Regions from separate parts of the Mus musculus genome. Here region 1 is linked to region 2. Evidence: chromatin contacts called from ENCODE POLR2A ChIA-PET data. All regions are on one chromosome and are shown on one strand. The core of a region is the stretch at or near the end of the contact, and the rest is flanking DNA. Distances in the headings are between cores, read along the strand shown. Region 1 holds the start of Elk4 (ELK4, member of ETS oncogene family). Region 2 holds the start of Slc45a3 (solute carrier family 45, member 3).

Region 1 (6,821 bases), core at 4,163-6,662, 45 kb after region 2:
TGAAAGATATCTCTAAACGTCATTTTATTGGTTTTACTTGGCAAGTTTTTGGACCTGGCTATGGTGTTGCCAGATGCCACCCACCAGGCTCAATTTACAGCCACTCAGCATTCATTTCCAATAGTAACTTTTCTTTTTGATTCAAACACATACAGTAAGTTCATTTAATAAGGGCTCAAAGCACAATTTGATTAACTTTCTCTTTTACTCTAACCTTCACAACTGATAAGTGAAAGGTTTGAGCCTCTACTCTCTTCCTCCCTCCCTCCCTTCCTTTTCTTTTCAGGATCTAATGATGGCCAGGCTGGCCACATACTCACTCTCTAGCTGATGCTGGCCTTGAACTTCTGGTCCTCCTACCTCTATCTCCTAAGTAGTACTGGCATTACAGTTTTGGACCAGCACACCTGGTTTCTTAGTCAGGGTTTCTATTCCTGCACAAAACATCATGACCAAGAAGCAAGTTGGGGAGGAAAGGGTTTATTTGGCTTACACTTCCACATTTCTGTTCATCACCAAGGAAGTCAGGACTGGAACTCAAGCAGGTCAGGAAGCAGGAGCTGATGCAGAGGCCATGGAGGGATGCTCCTTACTGGCTTGCTTCCCCTGGCTTGCTCAGCTTGCTTTCTTATAGAACCCAAGACTACCACCCCAGGGATGGCACCACCCATAATGGGCCCTCCCACCCTTGATCACTAATTGAGAAAATGCCTCACAGCTGGATCCCCTGGAGGCATTTCCTCAAGGGAGGCTCCTTTCTCTGTGATAACTCCAGCTTGGTAAAGTTGACACAAAACTAGCCAGTACACCTGGTTTTGAGTCTCTTTTATTTTTAAAGAAATTGAAAGTGCTATTCAGAAAGGATGTCACAAGCATTCTCTCAGGAGGATCACCCTGAGTGTAGAGAGCCCCAGAAGGAGAGACTGGGGATCTCTGGTTTTTAATCTTATATGCAGTTCAGGTAGAGATTAATTAATTTGCTCTGAACTCCTCTGTAGGCGCAATTGGTACCCCTCTGCCTTAAAGAGACATTGCAGATGACTAAATGGCTACTTTGTTGTTTTGCTTTTTGAGACAAGAGTGTTATAGTGTAGGGCTGGCTGGCTTGGGAGTTCTTTGTAGACCAGGTTGCCCTTGAACTCAGAGAGGTTCGCCTGCTTTCCACTTCAGAGTGCTGGAATTAAAGGAGCAGGAGCATGCCACCACACCCAGTCTCCATGTTTACTTCTGTCAGTCAGAATCAAGAAGGAAAATAATTGGGGTAAGGATGGGGCAGTGAAATAGAAACAAGAAAAGGGACACCATCTTGAGAATGATCCTGACTGGGTGTTTCTGGGCTAGGAAGGGTAAGTCAAGGGCAAGTTCCTAGGCTGGGACAAGTGTGCAATGACAAAGTTGAAAGATTGGGGCACTCATCTAATGTTTTAGTAACATACACAATTTGAACTGAGGTGGCCCTGAGCAGCTGAGGGTAAGATGGAACACGCATCTGTGATGGAAAATGACCAAAACAGATAAGAAAACAGCAGTATTTTTGGTTGACCAATTACCATGAGGTTTAGCAAAGCAGACCCATGTGTCTTGTGAGGAATTGTGGAGAGTTTCTATTTACAGACTCCTGAGTGGGAAAACCAGGCACAATAATGAGTTCCCCAACTTTTAGTTCTCTGATTGGCTGATTGGAAATTCACTTTTCCCTAGTTTCTCTGCTGTCAACACGTACTGAGTTAAAAACATTTAAAAAAAAAAAAAGGTCAATTTAAAAGCAGACAGACTTGCTATGACTAATGTCAGAACTCCCAAAGCAGACTTTTTCCAAAAATACATTGTAATTGATAGTACTATAAGCTCAGTGTAGAAGGACTGTGACACAAATTTTGGCCCCAGGCTGAAACAGATGTTTCCTGTTGGTTCAGGCACAACAGGAACATCTGCAGGTCTCCACACTCCTTCACTGCTCCTGCTATGGTGCTTTAAATGTCTTAAATCAAGCTTCTTTATAAGTGAATGCTTCCAGTGGGTATATCCAAACTAATTCTTATTTTCCCCTTTAGCTTCTAAGAAGTTGTAGGAAAAAATATGAGACTAGAGGTAAAGATGGAGATGAATACATGGACACACACACACACACACACACACACACACACACACACACACACGAAAAGAACTCCCCGCCTTCCACATGTCAAACATGAGCTGTACCACTGAGCTACATTCCCTTTGGAGAACATTTATTTTGAGACAATGTTTCAACTACATTTCCTGCCTCGGGTTCCCAGGTAGTTGACCTTACAACTGTGTACGGCCACTCTAGACATAAACACTTATTTCTGAATGAAAATATCTTTGTCCTTTGGGAAATTTTGTTTTTTTCATTTTTAGGTTTGTTTAGACAAGTCTTGCTGTGTCACCCAGAGTGTCCTAGAACGCTCTCTGTAACTCAGGGTTACCTCAGCCTCGCAGTCCTTCTTCTGTCTGTGCCTCTGGGATTACAGGCATGCACCATCATGCCTAGCTTGCCCAAATTAGGTTTTGAGTTACTTTTGGTTGTTGTTTTGAAACAGGGACTTCCTATGTGGCCCTGGCTGTTCTGGAACTCATTAGGCAGAAGAGGCTGGCCTCCATTTGGCGGTACTCCTGCCTCTGCCTCCTGAGTGCTAGGACTACAGACATGTGCTACCATACTCAATTCCAAAGTTAGTTTTGAAAAATTGACAGCTTTTAGTCAGAGTGGTTTCACAGGCTTAGTTATCTTATGCTAAGGGGAGGGTTGGAGACACAGGAAGTAATGATTATCTTTCGGATAACAGGATTGCATTTATGCAGAGTGCTCAATTAATTTTACCAGGAGGTCAATGGAAGGGAAGAAGTGATAGGTAAAAAGAAATGACACCACTATTTACCAAGTGTCTACCTTGTACCATCCAGAAATCATGTCCTGCATTTAATCCGATGATATACATTATCATCGTTTGATAATATGTGTGAACTAAAAAGATCAGAGAAGTTAATCAGCTTATTGAAAGCAACACAACTAGCAAACATCAGGGAAAACCAGTAACTCAAACTCTGACCTGTCTGGCAACCTGTTAAAGAGAAGATGACAACTGATTTCTTCAGAGGTTTGTTCAGCAGTCACAATTTATTAATGGCCCTACACTCCTTGGGCTGCTAGTTCAATTATTTTCCCAGACCAAGTGTGACTTGTTTCCTTTAAGAATTATAGCTATGCAGTGCTGGAAAGATGGCTCAGTGGTTAAGAGTGCACATTGCTCTTCAGAGGACCTGAGCTGGGTTCTCAGCACTCACGGGGGTGGCTTACAACAGCTTCTAACTCCAGCTCCAGGGGATCTGGGATCTGATACTCTTCTCCTTCTTAGGTAGGTACTGGCCAGGACCCTTCCTTTTTGTTGATTATCTTCCATAATACTGGAAGGTGCTATGTAGGTTCCTGGGGGAAGTAACACCCAGATGTGAACTCCATGAGCCACAGTAACAACTGGCTTGGCAAGTACAATAGTGCCATGAAAATTATGGAAGCAACCAACTGTTTCCTGGTTGGGCTGAAATTCTACTCTACAGGATAACTGGCCAAGATCCAGCTGCTGGGGAGCTCATAGCTCATAAGTAATTCTACTATTATTGTGTTAAATGGACATAGCATCAGACTGCCCTGAAATAGTTATCACACCAATAGATTAGTGCAACTCTCAGTGCTCTCTAGAGAAGCTCCTTTTTGCCTTGGACGCCAGATAATACAGAGTCACATCTGGTCCAAGTGCAAAGAATCAATGTCTGTGAAGTGCTCAACCATAAGTTGAATATTTATAGCATGTCACCACCACCCAAGGTTCAGGGAACACTGAGGAGGAGGAGAAGGAGGTGGTGGAAGGATTTTTAAGAGCCAGAAGTCTGGGGTGACTGGACTCTTCTGGGCATGACCACTACACTCATGCATTTACAGAAGCCATGGTTGCCTGTTAAAGATCTGTACAAGAGCAAGCAGTTGACATTCCATTGTGAACAGAGCATAGACGCCCCGCCCCTAGCTGAAGAGCTATTGGCCTTTGATGGGTGCCAGAATGAGTCAGTTTTCTTTAGAGGTGGGTCCCTGACCACGATCTAGTGGACTAGTGGACTGTCTCACATCCAGGCATATATGGGCAATACTAACTGGACTCACTGGGTTAAGAAACAATGAAAAAGAGGGCACATAGGGGGATCTGGGAGGAGTCAGAAAGGTGAGGGAGGGGGACTATGTTTAAAATATATTGTATGCATGTATGAAATTATCAAAGAAAAAATTATATATATAGATATCTGTATCTATATATCTATATAGATATCTATAGCTATATATATATGAAACTGAGCTTGGTGTTAAAAGCCTGTAAATTCATCACTTGGGAGGTGGAGGAAACAGGATCAGGAGTTCAAAGTCAACCTCAGCTCGGACTTCATGAGACCTTGCTTCCAAACACAAATCACATTTGTAAGAACCAGCTTACGCTTAACATCCTCATAATGTTGATACTGAGACAGGGTTGCTGAGAGTCCAACCCCAAATTGAGTGGCACAGTCAATCCCATGAGAGCTTTAAGTACAGAAACTGTCTCAAAAAGCCTAAGTAAACAAACAACACACTCATTCGTTTAGTGGGGCAGGGAGACAAAATGGAACGCTCAATTGCCTCAGCTGCGAACACTTGTGAACCTTGGAATTGGGTGTTGATTTCTGCATCCCTTCTTTGGATGTTGCAAGTTTTGAAAATTAGGTTTTCACAGTGACTTTACAGGCAATGAATTGGGTGTTTCGGATTCTTAAGTAAAGTCACTTAGACTGGACGTGGTGGTGCACATCTGTAAATATCTGTAATCCCACCACTTGGGGCCAGGAGTTGAAGCAGAAGGATCTCCTATGAGTTCAGAACAGCTAGAGCTACGTGTTAAAATACTGTTTCTAAACCAAAAAAAAAAAAAAAAAGAAAGAAAAAGAAAAAAGAAAAGAAAGAAAGAAAGTTAAAGCTCTGGACCAAGCTAAGTTGGTAAGGGGGAAAGCTTTTCCCATTCTAGAGAGACCATTCGTCAATGATTCTGATCAAGTGGTGGTGGTAGCTCGCAATGTAAACCAGTGGGCGTCGTCCTCACACGTCAGCTCCGCCGCCACAGCCCTGGGCCCAGATTGCTACCCCGAGAGCCCTAAGCAGGACTTTGGGCCTGCGAGGAAGTACGAATGTCCGGCAGAGCAGGAGTCCCCGGAGCGAGTGCACGGGACGGACTAACAGGGTACGTACGGGAGCCCCGGGCCAGAAACAAAACACTGGCTTTGGGGCCCGGCCCCTCCCCCGGAAGTGACGCTCGCGCTGCTTCGGCGTCGAGGAAGGGCCCCGGCAGTGCCGGGGGGGGGGGGTTTGAGAGTGGCGGAGGCCGCGGAACGACGGGAGACGGCGGCCGTAGTGAAGAACGTCGAGCGCACGCACGGCGAGTGGCAGCTTAACTATAGCCACTTCGCCGTCCCGGCCGCGTGTGCGAGGGCGGGGCTCGAGACCTGCGGCAGCGGGAGATGCGGGCGGCTGCGGGCACGCGGCTGGCTCGGCTCGGCCGCCGCTTTCTCGGGCCCCGGCGCGGGGGTCGCCACTGTTCGCCGCGCGGTCTTTGAGGTCCGAGTGTGAGGAGCGGTGGGCGACAGAGTCTCGCACCGCGTTCAAGGCCGAGGAGTCCCGTGCCCTGCCTGGTGAGCAGCACGCCCACGCCCCGTCGGGGTCTCGCACCACCGCCCCTCAGCCAGGTTTCCGCGCGGGCCGGGCGGAGGTTGCGGGCGCGGCAGGAAGTGCACCGGGCGGAGGGAGGGGCGGAGCTTGGTGGCGGGAGGGTGGGACCTGGTGGGTGGGCGGGGCCCGCTGGCGCGCTCTCCTTGGGGGAGCAGCTCGGTGGAGCTCAGGTGCTCGCCGGAGCGCCCCCTCCGCCTTGCCCGCACCTCGGTGGGTCGTGAGAAGTCCCTTGGGCGGAAGGTGGCAGCGGTTTTTTGTTGCCTGGGTGGGGCAGAGGGGAACGGTTTTAACTTGCCGGAGTGGCAGGAAGTTGGAAAGTGAAAGTGCTTTCTTGGCTCGCCCACGGGCCGGAGGTCTGCGTCTCCCCGCACTTTGATCTCGGGGCGCGCGGCCTCACGCCGCATTCTTCCCTTCCCCAAGCTCGCTGTCCATCCGGCCACAGGTTTTTCTTTCTCTACTTTTCATCAGTCCTCCTCGCTTCCTGTACAGCTGTGGCAAGCTTTTCCTCGGAAAAGCATTGGAAACATCTTTGAGGGGAGGAGTTTTAACGGGCATCGGCAAGGAAATAAGGGGGAATTTGTTGGGTGAACTCAGAAGACACGGTTGGCATTTTCTCGAGCCCTTGCAATGTGAAGGTTAGGTCATTTAAGTAAGAGTCTTTCAGTAGAATGGCTGCCGTTCTAAGGTCAGAGCTCTTCTCTCTTCCCCCCCATGCACAGAACGTGGGGCTTCTGTATTTCCGGCTAGGAGTGGTGTTTTTAAAAGAGTATGATTCAACTTTTCCTTGTAGGAACTCTTTGTTCTTTGATCTTTGGTTTTATTTTAAAATGGAAACTGCTTACGTGGAGTTTGTTACATTTTTGGGGGGGAAATATTGTCTTAACTTTTGGGACACCATTATATATTTGAGGCAGGGGATGTACTCTTCAGTCACCAGCACAAAAAGGTAAAAAAAAAGTATACATTTAATATCCTCTTGTGGCTCTCACCGTTGCTTTCAGCCTCCTCTCCTTCCTTCTTGTGCTATGTATCAAAACTGGGGTCTGCATCA
Region 2 (7,041 bases), core at 204-2,703:
TTTCTTGCTTTCCCTTTGACGTCTCTCTTTTTCTTCTATCCTTATCCTCCTACCTGGGGGTGCCTTTGGGGGGACAGCTGACTAGCTGCCTCGAACAGAACCCAGAAGATGGGAAGGACTTGCCCCCACGGTGCACAAGGGTTAACACTGGGTTAACACTGCAATCCAGGCCGGGGCGTTGGTGGGACACGCCTTTAATCCCAGCACTGGGGAGGCAGAGGCAGGCGGATTTCTGAGTTCGAGGCCAGCCTGGTCTACGAGTGAGTTCCAGGACAGCCAGGGCTATACAGAGAAACCCTGTCTCGAAAAAACCAAAACAAAAAAACAAAAACAAACAAACAAAACACTGCAATCCAGCACCATAGTGGCCAGTTCCCATCTAAGGCCATCCAGGTCCTCCATGTCAAAAGCATTTCCTGGGATTCTGTAGTGCAGATGGTCCCAGGACCCTATGGATACCCGATCCACCCCAGGGTCTCAAGACAGCATGCTGTAGTATTTGTACATAAACTTGCACATATCTTCTTGTGGACTTCTTCTCACTGAGACATCACACACATTTGATACGATGTAAATGCTCATATATGTAAGCTCTGGCTATATGTATCTTGCTCAGAGAATAAGAACAAAGGGGAAAATGTCTGTTTATATTCATACCGAGATGATGAAAACAACCCTTAGCCCAATATATAATATTCATCAACAACACATTTCCCTCTGATATTTTTATGATTACTTAGTCTCGTGCACCAAAAATATCTGCAGAAATGTCTAGCCTGTGGTATTGAGGTCAACAAGTCGCCTAAGTGAATGTCTCTCCACCTTAGACAATTCCATGGATGAAAGAGACACAATAAAGTCCCCACCCCCACCCCGGGATCAGCCTACGATTGCAACGCTCCCACCTGCACCCGCTTCCTGCCAGTCCAGGCATTTTGGAAACTTTGACTGGGAACATTTTGGTGGCAATTTATCACCTCTCCTTCCTTATACGCAACCACAAGTAAAAGAAGAAAAAAGAAGTGGGAGTTTTGTCTTTGAGTTGCAGAAAGAGGCACTGAGTTAGCTTTCTGAGAGCAAGGAAAAGTAGCTCTCAGAATGTGGCCGATCCTTTGAAGGCGTGGTCCAGTGCGGGTGGGTCGCAGTTGTGCCTGGACAGCAGGATGTCCAGAATGGCACGCGCGGGCAATGGTCGAGGAGCAGAGGGGAGGTACCCCGTGGAGCTGGGTAGTTTTTACCTAAATGTTTTGGTGGCAAGCGGCAGAGGGGGCGGTGCACGGCCCTAGGTAATGACAGGGCAGTCTAGGAGCCACGCGGGGGCTGCCCGTCCGGTCGCGACCAGAAAGGAGACTGCTTTTCCACCTCCCGCTTTCTTCCCTTGGGGACCGGCCCCACCCCTCCATCCCCTCCCAGCACCCCCCCACCTCCGACCCGCCTTGCCCCGCCCCCCTCCTGGCAGCCCCAGCGCGCATGCTCTCTCCCCCCACTGAGTAACCTGGAGATTTAAAAGGCGCCCGCTGGCGCGCGTTGGTGAAGCAGGGGTCCGAGCTCGCACGCGCCAGCCCCAGGTGACAGCCGCACGCCGGGCCAGGTAGGGGAGGGGCTGGTCCCGGCGGGAAAGGTGCGCGCGGGTGGCCGTGCTCGGCGGTGGCTTTCAGCACCCCGCGGGATGGGGCCGCTCCGTGGCGTCCCGGCCCTGCGCGAGCGGAGGCTCGCGGGGAGGGCGCGGCCCCTGGTGACCGGGTGCCTAGGGCGGGCGCCCGCTCGCGTCCGCGCTGAGTGCGCTTCCTCCCGGAGCGCTGTGCTGTGGTGCCCGCTGTCCCGGGCCGCGCGCGGAGGGCGGGATCGGAGCCGCGGAGTCCCGGGCCAGGCCGACGGAAGGCCGGCCGCCCCTGCTGCAGCCTCCCGCCGCAGAGTTTTCTTTGGAAAGTTGCGTTTATTTCTTCCCTTGTCTGGGCTGCGCCCGAAAGGGGCAGATGAGTCACCGCGGCGCGCACGGTCCACACTTAGGGAAGCCCTGGGAGGTCCTTCAACCGGGAGCCTTGGTCGGAGACAGAAGGGGACCCAGCTCTCTTGACCCTAGAATTGGAGCAAGGCTTTGGTGGAGTTGAGGCTGGGATAATGAGTGTAAGTGTACGTGTGCGATCCTGCGCCTTCCTTCTCTGCCTCCGTTACCCACCTGCGGAGAGTAAAAGCAGCTCCGGCTGTGGCTGCTGTGTCCCGAGGCTCAGGTGGGGATGGGGAGTACTCTACAGAGCGAGAAAGCGCTCGGCGGGCGGCAGCACGCCCGGTGGAGAAACTCCAGGAGCTTTGCAGGCTCAGCTCTTCCTTAGTCTCCGCTTCCTGACAGGGAACCCTGTGACTGCTCTGTCCCTTGCCCTCCGACTCAGCCCCCTCCTTCATGACACACACTTGACTCGTCCAAGGCCACGGAGAACTCGGTGCTTCCTCTTTCCCTAGGAGTATGAATTGTAGGTAGGAAGAGTTTGGCCCGGTGGGTATCTGGTGAGAACTTGATGCTCAGCTGTGACAGACCCAATCCTAGCTGGCTAGGTTGAATTTTGAATAGCCCAGCTAGGGCTTTGCAGACGGGCACGGAGTAGATGCAGCTTAGAATGACTGGCTGGGCTTCTGGAAGCTTTTCTCAGGAGGGTGAAACTGTTAAGGTTTCTAGCCTCTGTTTCCTACGCGTGAAGCACAATCCCTTTCCCAGAGTGTGAAGCCTCGGTGTGGGCCCACGTGCCTAAGGCATGGGGAACAGGTTGACATATGGAGCTGGGAAGAGAAGGGCCCAGGAGCTAGATGCTGGACAGAAAGCTGAGGAACCACACAGAACACTGTGTCCCAGGGAGTAAGTGGGACAGGATCTGAACCCTCTGGCCTTTCTGTTGGACCCAGTTCATCCTCTCATTCCTCCCTTATCTCCCGCCTGCCCCAGCTCCAGGGCTGGCCTGGAAGCAAGACTGTACTAAAACCAAAAGTGCCCAGAAAAGTTTGACTCACTGGCTGAGTCTAAAGATAATAGTACAGCTGTGGACATGCAGGCCCCAGTTAGGGTCTTTGCCAAGAGAAGCTTTCCTTATGCACTTTTGGAGTGGAGAGTGAAATCCCCACCCCCACCCCCGACCCCCCAATCCCTCTAACTCACTGAGTAACCCTAAAGGAACAGGAGGAGGAACTGGGCAAGGTCCTTGGGTAGTACATTATGCCCTGCATGCTGCTGGTTTTGGAAAAGATGTGTACTGGTCCCAAGCTAGAACTGGGCCTAGGCAGAGCCCTGGAGAGAGAAAGGCAGAAAGGTAGAGAAGAACGGTCCAAGGTCAAGGAAGTAAGACTGATTTCTGGTGGTAACCTCTGGACCGAAACCTTGCAGCACTTCAGGGATGAGAATACAGGCTGCCCCAAAGCTGGCTTTTCTGCTGCCGGTTCTGCTCCGCAAGTCTCTTTAACTTTTCAACCTTGTTGCAAAGTGGGGACCAGGATGATGACAATGATCGTACCCTCGGCACAGCTTTGTGATTGAAGTTAATGATGGCAAATACAACCAGCACTAACAAACACACACACACAAGTCTAAAATTATAACTTCATTAAATAACACATGTAGAACTCAACTGTGTCTTTAGCCCAGTGTGGTGGCTTACACCTGTAATCTCAGCACACTTGGGAGGCAGAGGCAAGAGGATTAGGAGTTCAAGGCCAGAGTTTTGACTACATAATGAGTTCCAGACCAGCCTGACTTACGTGAGACTCTGTCTAAAACAAACAACACGAAACAAAACAAAATCCCCTCAAAACAAAACCTATTTTGTTTTGTGTGAAATGTAGAAAATGCTCAATGAATGTTGGTTTTAACTATTATATTTATCACCTGTCATCTGGATGGATGGTCTGCAGATGGTTCAATACTCTAGGGGCCCTACTTTCTGGTTTTCTTTCTTCTCTTCTCTTCTTTTCTTTTCTTTTTTTCTTTCTTTCTTTCTTTCTTTTTTTTTTTTTTTTTTTTTTTTTGAGACAGTGTCTATGTAGCTGTCTTGACCTCCCTAGCGCTGGGATTATAGGTGTATGCCACCATGCTCAGCTTGAGCCCTGCTCTTTTCTTTCTTTTTTAAAGAGACTGTTCTAGGCTTACTTCTTTGAAGACAAGGTCTTGTGGGCTTTGGGAAGTTTAAGTAGCTAAGAGACTTGGTTCTAGCAAGTGGCTCGAATCCCATTTCCTCCAAAGTAAGTTATCAGTCTCCTGATTCTGCTTTGTCCTCTGTAAACCAAGCATTCTAGGACCTGCCTTCCAGGATTTGGGGATTAAGGAGACCGCTACAGGTAAACCTCTGAGCAGAGCAGCTGGTTACTTCGAGCTTGATAAATGTCAGCTGCTGCTAGTTGGTGACAGGGGAGTCGATCACTGTGGATTAACTTAGAAAATAGTTTCCTAGCCAGGCAGGGAACACCACCATATATAACATATGTAAGCCACCAGTAACACATTTGCAATTGAATTCTGGATCCAGTGCGAAGAACAGACCAAGACAGGGTGGACATCTTGATCTCTTCCCCTCTCTCTACTTCCTGATGGGTTTTATGATTAGTGCAGAAACCGTTGCTTGCCTCCCTCCCAAGAGTATACTCACAGGCTGGGGGAGGGTACTGCGTGAGGCAAAGGAGGTGAATATTCGCCCTGAAAGGTTAAGAGCCTTCTATGTAGAAAGGTTACATGTTATTTTAGGAAGACTGTGTGGGGAGGGTGCCCTGCAGTGAGGACTCTGCTCTGTCTTCGCTCTCCAGCCTTGGGGGGGGGGGGGTAGGGGTGGGTGTGGGGTCTTTCATGCTACTCTTTGGTATCCACAAGGAAAACCTAGCCCAGCTTTCTAGGCATGTATTCTGTCACTGAGTTAGATTCTCAGCCTAACTTCCTTTGACAAGCCAGTGGCCCTGTTTGCTGTACAGTGTGTGTGGAGGCTGGACCAGTTGGTACCAGGCCCAGCGTCTCAAATGCTGGTGCCACTTGACTCACAGCGACAGAGCTGGAGTGCCCAGCTTTGTCTAGTGTTGAGTGTCCCTGCCTGGGGGCAGGGGCTAGGGACAGAACTCTATCAGTGGCCTGACCTGTGGCCAGAATTACCTGTTTAATCTCGTTTTCTGCTATGAGGTCTATGTTTCTCCCTCCCTCCTTGAATGGCAGGTGTGGGGAGCCTTTTTAATTCAAAGGTTGGGGATGTCCCCCTGTCTCTGCCAATGTCTATAAAGTGGAGTTTCTATTCGTGGGAATTAGATGCGACATGTGTATGTCAGCCAAACTTGCATGAACCAGATAGATATTCAAAAGATATTTGTTTTCCTTCCTTTAACTCTGGAAATCACTTTCTTGGGGGTGCTGGGACAAGCAAGCATGAAGAAGGTAGGAAGCAACTTCTATCTCAACTTCCACTGGTTATTAAACCCACGGCAGGCTAAATATCCAGCCAGATGGGATCCCTTAAGGACCAGCCAACCCCTAACTGGAGTCCCTCTCCCCAGAGTGCCATCAGCAACCCCCAAGTCTCTAATGACAAGCGTACATTGAGCTAGCAAATAGTGCCTGAGCTGGGAGCACTTAGTCACCGTAGGGATACAGCCATTGTAGATTCCCAGCTCCTGATGCTGGAGATCCGTGGACCCGGATACTGGAGTACACCTGGCTGACTACTGGATTCCCTGGTTCATTCAAAAGGTTTTTACATTTCCTGCTTCCTAGACCTCAAGGCCTGGGCTGTGCTGTGCTTCTGTCTGTCTGGACCACACAGAAATGGTGTTATGGGAAAGGGGCAAACCAGAGACTGAAGACCAAATGCAGACTCTAGCTCTGCATCCTAGCATAGCAGAGAGTTTAGGAAAGAGAGAACATGACAACTTGGGGTTCAGGGAGTCCTGTAGGATTAGGTGTGGGACTTGAGCTGCAGAGGGTTCAGGTGAAGGGCAAAGACTGTTCAGGAAGGGGAAGTAGCTGGAAGCAAAACCCAGCCAAGTGCCAGTAAATTCCTCTGTCCTGGGCCCAAGGAGGTGTGACCGTCTAGGACACACAGATCTGCGAGCCGGATCTGAGATCAGAACCCAGTTGTGTGGCTTTGGTTCTCATGTTCTTTCCTGTATCCCTCACTGGAGAGGGGCCAGTAGGAGGGGTGAATGTGTTTGGAAATCCCACACTCTAGGGCCTGTGTGCTCTTTCTGCGTAGCACCTGCTTACCTTTCATGACTCGGCCGTATGTCTACTTCCTCCAGGAAGCCTCGACTGTGCTGCCGCCGTGCCCCCTACTTGCTGGGCGTCTTAGCTCTTGTACCACCTTACTGCACATGGCTTGCCCTTTATCGTTATTTCTCTCTCCTGCCAAGCAGAACTGTCTGTAAGCGGCACTTTCACTGCTGGGGTGTGGAGGGGAATGGTAAGCGGTTGTGGCTCAGTGAGTCCGGATGGGCATGTTTGGGGGGCTCTTTGACATTTCTTTAGGGGTGCTTAGGTTGCATGCTGAGGTGGACTTCCTCGAAGGGTAGGTAGACTGGCTTGTCCATAGTCTCTTTTAGTCTCTCTCTCTCTTTTAAAGATTTATTTATCTAATGTATGTGAGTACACTGTTGCTCTCTTTAGACACAGCAGAAGAGGGCATCAAGTCCCATTACAGATGGTTGTGAGCCACCATGTGGTTGCTGGGAATTGAACTCAGGACCTCTGGAAACGCAGTCAGTAATCTTAACTGCTGAGCCATCTTTCCAGTCCAGCCCCCTTTTAATCTCTTCTTACCTTGTTCACCTGAGTGGTTGTTATTTCTGGGCTTGGGAGTCAAACTAAGGGCATTATGTAAGCTCTATGAAGTCTCTGCACGGGGTCCACAGCCTGCTTCGTTTTTGAGACAGGGTCTCACTATATAGCCCTCCCTGGCTGACTTAGAACTCACCATGAAGACTAGACAGGCCTCAAACTCACAGAGATCCACACGCCTCTGCTGGGACTAGAAATGTCCCACTGATACCTGGCTTTGTTGTTGTTGTTGTTGTTGTTATCTCTTTTGA

The links. ChIA-PET counts read pairs that join two places held with the same protein, here RNA polymerase II (POLR2A).
Region 1: POLR2A ChIA-PET joins it to region 2 with 20 read pairs in embryonic stem cell. The contact joins the promoter of Elk4 here to the promoter of Slc45a3 in region 2. POLR2A ChIA-PET finds 5 or more read pairs at or near these places in 3 of 5 experiments (Patski and embryonic stem cell).

Annotation. Positions count from the first base shown.
Region 1 is chr1:132,002,208-132,009,028 of GRCm38, forward strand. Elk4 (ELK4, member of ETS oncogene family) reads left to right here and starts at 5,413. Exons shown (of 5, transcript NM_007923.3): 1 at 5,413-5,733.
Region 2 is chr1:131,961,462-131,968,502 of GRCm38, forward strand. It overlaps Slc45a3 (solute carrier family 45, member 3), which reads left to right and starts at 1,454. Exons shown (of 5, transcript NM_001177628.2): 1 at 1,454-1,591.